2 separate regions of the Homo sapiens genome follow, and region 2 is linked to region 1. Evidence: chromatin contacts called from ENCODE Hi-C data. All regions are on one chromosome and are shown on one strand. The core of a region is the stretch at or near the end of the contact, and the rest is flanking DNA. Distances in the headings are between cores, read along the strand shown.

The links. Hi-C counts contacts between places; a loop is a spot of excess contacts on that map. Pooled maps may share reads with other maps.
Region 2: a map of dorsolateral prefrontal cortex shows a loop between it and region 1 (4-fold over the local background). The contact joins the promoter of AFAP1L1 here to the promoter of SH3TC2 in region 1. A Hi-C loop is called at or near these places in 6 of 168 maps with a recorded cell type or tissue (Calu3, PC-3, Panc1 and 3 more) and 4 of 50 pooled maps.

Annotation. Positions count from the first base shown.
Region 1 is chr5:149,060,804-149,064,366 of GRCh38, forward strand. SH3TC2 (SH3 domain and tetratricopeptide repeats 2) reads right to left here and starts at 2,259. Exons shown (of 17, transcript NM_024577.4): 1 at 2,168-2,259. The coding sequence starts at 2,219. MIR584 (microRNA 584) reads right to left here and starts at 1,606; the gene lies at 1,510-1,606. SH3TC2-DT (SH3TC2 divergent transcript) reads left to right here and starts at 2,514. Exons shown (of 3, transcript NR_122044.1): 1 at 2,514-2,871; 2 at 3,447-3,555. RefSeq lists a silencer at 2,223-2,517.
Region 2 is chr5:149,270,497-149,274,132 of GRCh38, forward strand. It overlaps AFAP1L1 (actin filament associated protein 1 like 1), which reads left to right and starts at 1,363. Exons shown (of 19, transcript NM_152406.4): 1 at 1,363-1,488. The coding sequence starts at 1,473. RefSeq lists enhancers at 1,342-1,881, 1,882-2,423, 2,424-2,963.

The DNA.
Region 1 (3,563 bases), core at 1,009-3,508:
AATCCTCACAAAAGTTCCATGGGATAAGTACCACCATTAGATACAGTTTACAGCCAGGAAAACTGAGGTTCAAAAAACATGAGGGACTTGCCCAAGGTCACACAACTATTAAGTTGCTCCAGGATGGGTCTCATACTTTGTTCCTTTTCTCTAGGATAAATAGGGGAATCTGGAATGGGAATATCCAGATCGACTGGACTTGGACCTACAACACCAATATCAACCTCGCTAGGGAAAGGCCCTGACACATACAGGGAATAATATGGGGGAATGGCATGAAAAGTCTCGAGGGAGATACATAGCAGGCTAACTCTTGGTGAAAAGGTGAATGCGGGGTGCCAGCCAGTAATCAATGGCAAAAAGAAGGTGAAAGAATAAAGTAATTGAATGATAGTGTTATTATGATTTTGACCTTTTTCAATATTTTGTTTGTTTGTTTGTTTGTTTTCAGCTGCGTAACTCTGTTCTACAGGAAATCTTTGGCTGAAGGACGATGTCAACTAGAAGCAGAGCCGCTCTAGGTAGGAATGAGGGAACATGAGCAGAGCTCTCTGAGGCACCTCTACACAGCAGTTTACAACCCTAAAATTGTATATATGATTAAATGGAGGCCCAGGGAGAGCGCGAGTTATACTGGGGTCATCAAAATGGAATTAACAATGGTGAATTTTATTGTGCTCAACTAACTGTGCACCAGACTGTTTCACCATTTCACATGTAGACTTAATCTCCACCACAGCTCTATGAAGAAGACATAATCATGTCATAAAAGCTACAGATAAGGAAACTGAAACACAGAGAAGTTAAATAAGTTGTCGAGGCAAGTAAAAGAACCAAGATAAAATCCAGACACTTTGGCCTCAAAGACCAAGTGAGTAGCCAAGATGACAACTGCATAACTAGAGCTAGAGGAAGTCAGATCTAGAACCCCGATCTCCGACCAGTGGTCCTGCACGTCTCCCTCCATGCTGTTTCTACTCTCATGGGGCACAATGACAATAGGACTTAGGGGGAGGGACTGAAAAGTGTTTACATCTGAGAAATCTGGAGAAGCGAAATTGTTCATAGCTAAAGTCGTGCCTTTTGTGCCAAGGGCATCATTTGGGGGGACACTCCCTGCTGTAGGTGCCAAGGTGCCTAGATCAAGACTTCAAGCAGAGGAAGCAGAATATGGTTGTTTTGGGTTCACTTTAATGACCTCAAGTGCCTTCTACAAGCCCAAGTCATAAGACTAAAGAAGAAAGTTGTCTGTCAGAGAGTAGAAAGCCCTCAGCTAGGGGATGCTCCTTAGCTCCTTCTCTCAGGAACCATGGTGGAGCTCCAGGAAGACACAGAGTTCTAACAAGGGTTAGGAATGATTCCTTGGAGCAATGTTCCCCTATCTCCCAAGCAAGCCTCCCCCCACCAATCTAACCCCACATTTCCCCAAAGCCACCACTCATCCTGATAAACACCACACAAGAGAACACAGGGCCCTACCTTGATTCTCCTCTGAAAAAAAGCAAGAAGGTTGCTTCAGGGAGACCAACCAGCCTGGTTGGCCTGGAACTGACATATCCCAGCAAATTCCTCAGTCCCAGGCAAACCATAATGGCTGGTCACCCTAAGTCACTCTCCCATGAGTTGACAATTTCTTAGAGCAACAACTCTCCATTGCCTCAACTTGATGCACACACTCACACATGCACTCACACACAAATCACTCTGTAATAGGTGGAGGCAGGAAACTGCCTGTTTTTCTCCAGTAACAGCAACCCTGACAAAAATAGGCTTGAATGACTAAGGCCAAGTTTATGGCCACCCATAGGCCACAGAGGAACTCACTGCCTGAACTTTCTTCCTGTCCTGGGGGGATCTCGGGAAGAAAGGAAGGAAGGGCTTAGTCACACCCTGGGAGTGGCAGCCAGGAGCAGTGCTGCTCAGCTCCTGACAGAGTAAACTCAAAGGCTCTTTCTTCAGGAAAAAATAGATGCTTCCAGGCTTTGCTCCCTTTTTACAGAGCCAGCATGACAAACACTTACCCAGGGAGGAAGGAGAGGCAGCCAGAAAGCACAATCATCTCCCCATCTTTGGGAGAAAAGTTTCTCCAACCCAGCAGGTCCCTGAGCCTCTACTGGACCATCCACTTTGGCCAAGCCACAGGCCAAGGGCCCCCTGGGAAACTCACCTGGGCCCCGGGTCAGACTCCGCTCCCTGGGGATGCAGAAGCAGCCACCCATGTGTGTACCATCCTACCCTGGCCGAGGCCCTTGGGAACACAGGCCAGAAGAGTGCTGCAAGGGACAGCCTCCCAACGGTGTCCCTCCTCCCGCCTCCTCCCTGGCACACGAGGGACCGAGGCCTGCTCAATGCACAATGCAGCCTTTGATATCCCGGCTACAGCAGGAGGCCCAGGGAGGGTGGGAGGGGCAGCCCAGCCCAGCCTGCAGGCCCACAGCTCCTGCACTGTCAGGCCTGGGGAACAGGGCTCCTCCCTGCCTCTCAGCAGATCGCTTCATGCCTATCAGCCTGCAGCACATTCCTCGCATTCTAGGATTGAGATACACAGTTTGGTTCTTGTGAGGGCAGCCAGGGCTGGGGAGGAGGGCAGAGAACATCCCAGAGATCAAGACTGCTCTTCTTGCTCCCTCCCCGACTGACTTGGCCCACACTGACTGGCCTGCCACCCCTTTACAGTGATCTCCACCCAGTCTCTCTCTGCAAAGGCCTCCCTTGGCTCTCTGATAAAGTTGGAGCTGTGGGTGCAGCATTTCACTTGGACCTAGCAGCATCAATGAGCCAGCTCCTCACTGGGGAACATGCAAACCCCCAGCTGCTGGTGTGCAGGAAAAGAATCCAGGAGATCACCTGATGAAGCCCAGCATTTTACAGGTGAGGGGATGGAGAACCAAATACATCAAAGGATGGGGAGAGGTTGGTCAATAGGTAAAAGGTTAGAGTTACATAGGAGGAGTAAGTTCTAGTGTTCTATTGCACAGTAGGGGGACTACAGTTAATAACGTATTGTATATTTCAACATAGAAGAGAGGATTTTGAATGTTCTCACCACAAAAAAACAATGATGTTTGAGATGATGGATATGATAATTACCTTGATTTGTTCATTACACAATACATAGATATATTGAAACATCACATTCTAGCCCATAAATGTGTAGAATTATTATGTGTCAATTAAAAATAAAACTAAAAGAAAAAATACAGCAAGTCTACAGGTATGCAAGCAAAACTGGTCCCACAAGACTAACCTCTTTCCTGTTTCAGATAGGCAGTGGAGCAGGGGAATCCAGTTGACACTGTGGCTAAATTTCAGAAAACCTCCCATGAGATCTTGCAAAGGAGATGGAGAAAATATGGCTGAATGCCAGCAAGGTAGGACGGAAGCATGACTGCTCTAACAACCAAGCTCAAAGAGCACTGCTCACCCAATGTTTCCTTCATGACTAGAGCAAAGTGGTGAAAGGACCCTGGTGAGAGGCCCAAAGAACAGGAGGTGTGAGCCAAGAGAAGGTCCTGCCAGGCCTATGTTGCAGGCTATTTGGAGGCTGAACTTGAGGTCAGTAT
Region 2 (3,636 bases), core at 113-2,612, 210 kb after region 1:
GCGAAACGTCGTCTCTACTAAAAATACAAAAATTTGCCCGGAGTGATGGTGGGCGCCTGTAATTCCAGCTACTCAGGAGGCTGAGGCAGGAGAATTGCTTGAACCCGGGAGGCAGAGGTTGCAGTGAGCCGAGATCGCGCCACTGCACTCCAGCCTCGGCGACAAAGGGAGACTTTTCAAGAAAAAAAAAAAAGAAGAAAAGAAAATATTCCCAGTCCAGGAAAGTACAGGAGGGTCTTTCCCAGGCCTTTTGTTGCCTCCATACCTCTGTGGTAGCTGTTCCCTGTTCCAGAATGTTCTAAGTAGGGAACAGTGGTCAGCTCAAAGCTGAAAACCATGGCCTGGCCCATGGTGGGAGGAGCAGTGTCTAGGAGAACAATTGGTCCTGGACTTTATGAAGGGTCTTAAAGTCAGACATTTGATATTGTGTATAAATGAGTGAGACCTATTTTCACAGGGATATACTAATAAGGTGAAGAAGTTGACATTCTTCATACAGCTTTAAACTTAGATCCCATTACTGTTCCACACTGGTCATAGCAATATTTTCTACAATCTTGCGAAAAGTACACTTATATTGCACTGTATTTTGTATGCTAAAAGTATTCATTTCCACATTTTTTATCACCCTGTTCTGCATGTTTTCACGTGTTACTCATTTTTCTATTCTTTTTCTGAATTCTCCCAGATCCTCGTTATGTTTTCACGTTTTAGTACACAAGGAACCTCAAAAGTTGAAAGTGTCCCAAGCCCTTGCCCACCTTTCAGCAAGCCTCTCTTTCTCCCTTTCCCAGGTGCTTTTCTTTCTGAAGATCTTTGTTATTATTTAACTCCTCTTTCGCAACACCACTGACATTGCACCGGCATCGCCGCGGGCCCACTGTCTGGCTTAGAAGGTGCTCAAGAAAGACCCGCGGCGAATGGAGAAGACAAGCCCAAAGCCAGGAAATGGGTGGCGGCTGCAGGGAAGGGGGTTTTGATTCCCTAGGATAAAAACGCGCTCCAACAGTCTCCGCATTCCGGCATGGAGCCGGCTGAGGGGTGCGGTGGTAAGACCCCATCGCTAGCGGAGTGCAAGCAAAGCCGCACACCTCCTGGGTCCGGGCTGGGGCAGGCCGCGCGGGCGCGGGAACGAACGCGTGCGGACGGGGAAAAGGGTCCTCCAAGCCCAAGTGGGAGCGCCGCGGAGGGCGAGCGAGCGGCAGGGCGCGGCGGGGCGTGTGCGGCACCACGGGACAGCGGGCTGCGGCCCAGGGGGCGAGGCGTGCTCGGGTCTATTCCGGGAGCGGCTCTGAGGGGCGGGCGCGGGCGCGGGCGGGGCGGGGGCTGCCGGCGAGCATCCTGTCTGGGGGAGGGGACCGCAGAGAGCGCCGGCCGCTGGGCTGGCCTGAGAGCGCAGCGCGCCGGCCGCTACCAGCCGCGCCGGAGCCCCTGCGCCCTGCGGCCCGCTCCCCGGGGACCGGGCCGGCGCCATGGACCGAGGCCAGGGTAAGAGGGGCCGCGACGCCCGCACTTGTTGCGGCGCCGGGCGGGAAAGGGAGACTGGACGATCTGAAGCCGGAGAGGAGGAGGGAGAGAGGCGGGCGGTGGGGCGGGGGCTGAGGAACGCTCGGAGGGGACTGGGAGACGCGGCGCTTATGCAAAGGTGCCTTCGGCTGCCGGGACAACCCGGTGCGTGTCAACGCCCGTGTCCTGGGGCCAACTCGCCTCTCGTGTGTGAAATCAGAGTTTTCATAGGCTAACGATTTGTAACTTCATAAAAGATCCCCCTCTAGTTTCCGGAGGACAGCGAGCTCCTCCCACCTCATTCCACTCTAAAGGGGAAAACAAGGTGTACAGGTTCAACTCCCGAAACACCCGCTGTGGGCAGCCCCTAGGGAGAAGCTCTAGGGGACCGAAGTTTGCAGCTGCCTAGGGCATTGCGAGAAGGAGGAGCGCCGTGAGCAGGCGCGCGTGTGCATGCATGTGTGCGCCAGGGAGGGAGGAGGCGGGGGTGGTTCTATCCCGCACCAGCTGTGTCCTCGGCCCAGCCCTTCTCTCTGGACCAGCGACAAAGTTGGACTAGATGGTCTCCAAGGCACCTTGCCGACCCTTTTCCAGTGTATTTGGTAGACGTTTCACAGAAGTGGAGGGGACTTACTGAAATTGAGATTGACATAAGCCGAGAGGGCAGCATTCGTAGGGGGCTAGCGCACATTTTTTTCTGTTTGTTTTGTTTTGTTTGAGACGGAGTTTCGCTCTTGTTGCCCAGGCTGGAGTGAAGTGGCGCGATCTTGGCTCACTGCAACCTCCGCCTCCCGGGTTCAAGCGATTCTCCTACCTCAGCCTCCCGAATAGCTGGGATTAGAGGCATGCGCCACCACACCCGGCTAATTTTTGTATTTTTAACAGAGACGGGGTTTCACCATATTGGCCAGGCTGGTCTGGAGCTCCTGACCTCAGGTGATCAGCCGGCCCCGGCCTCTCAAAGTGCTGGGATTACGGGCGTGAGCCACCGCGCCCGGCAGCGCACATTTTAAGTAAAGGTCTAGACATGGCCTTTGGCAATGGCCAGATGGGCATGTGTGTGTCTGTAAAGAAGTGGCCTGCTTGGACATGTGAACAGTGTCAGAGGCTGGGAATCAGAACCCCAGGGTTTCAGTCTGCACCTCTGGGATCCAAAGAGATCACAGGTGTGACGGCACTAGATAAACTAGTGAGTGCTGTGCCAACAGGCGAAGTGTTGTTGTTGTTGCTGTTATTAATAATGGAAAATTCATTCCCCTCCCCACGATAATCTCACACCTCTCCCCCATCTGCCTGTTTGCTGTGCTGAGCCCCCGAAGGGAGGAAAAAAAGAAGGGAACAGGGGCATGGGAGCAATTAGCAGGCACTGGGGCAGGGATGAGCCGGGAGCAGGTGTGGGGTAACCTCCCTTACTCCTGTTAAACGGAAAGTCAGGCTTGGCGAGCTCAGAGGGCCAGAGGGGACTCCTGGCTTCCAGTTCAACCTCCTCACTTGCCCCTCCCCAACAGAGAATACTGCATTCACCTTCTCCTTCAGGGACTGGGAAGGGCAGGCAGGAAAGAGAGTGGGCTTCTGTTTGGTTCTTTAGCAACTGAGGCCTAGATTTGTAAAGCAGTTCTCACCTGTTAACTGATTTCTAGGCAAGTGTGAAGAGTGTACATCAGGGAGGAAAAACAGAGAGAAGAGGCACCTCTCACACCCCTCAGTCCTGCTGTTCCCACCTCCTGCATAATGCGTCTAAAGCAAATACCACCATCCCCCCTCCCCTTCACACTCCTAGTCGCCCGCCACCTCCCCAACCTCTCCACCACCCCCACTCCCCACCAGTTTTTAAATACCAACCTGTCTGATCTCCAGTACAAAAATCCATACCTAGGCCTACCCAGGCCTGTGGAAAGTGCACTGTGTCATCCTAAGACAGAGTGACAATAGTTCACTTCACTTTAAATGCTTGGTAACCAACAACCTCCACGTCAGAAGGCTGCCTCCAGAGCACTCTTCCTAGGAAGTCAGACTTCCCAGGAATCCCTTGGTGCTGAGAGCCTAGGAGGGCTCTGACCTGCTCTCTCCCTGCAGGCTTTTCTAGCCTGCTATCTTTCTTTACACCTCTTGTCACAACTTTATAGACAT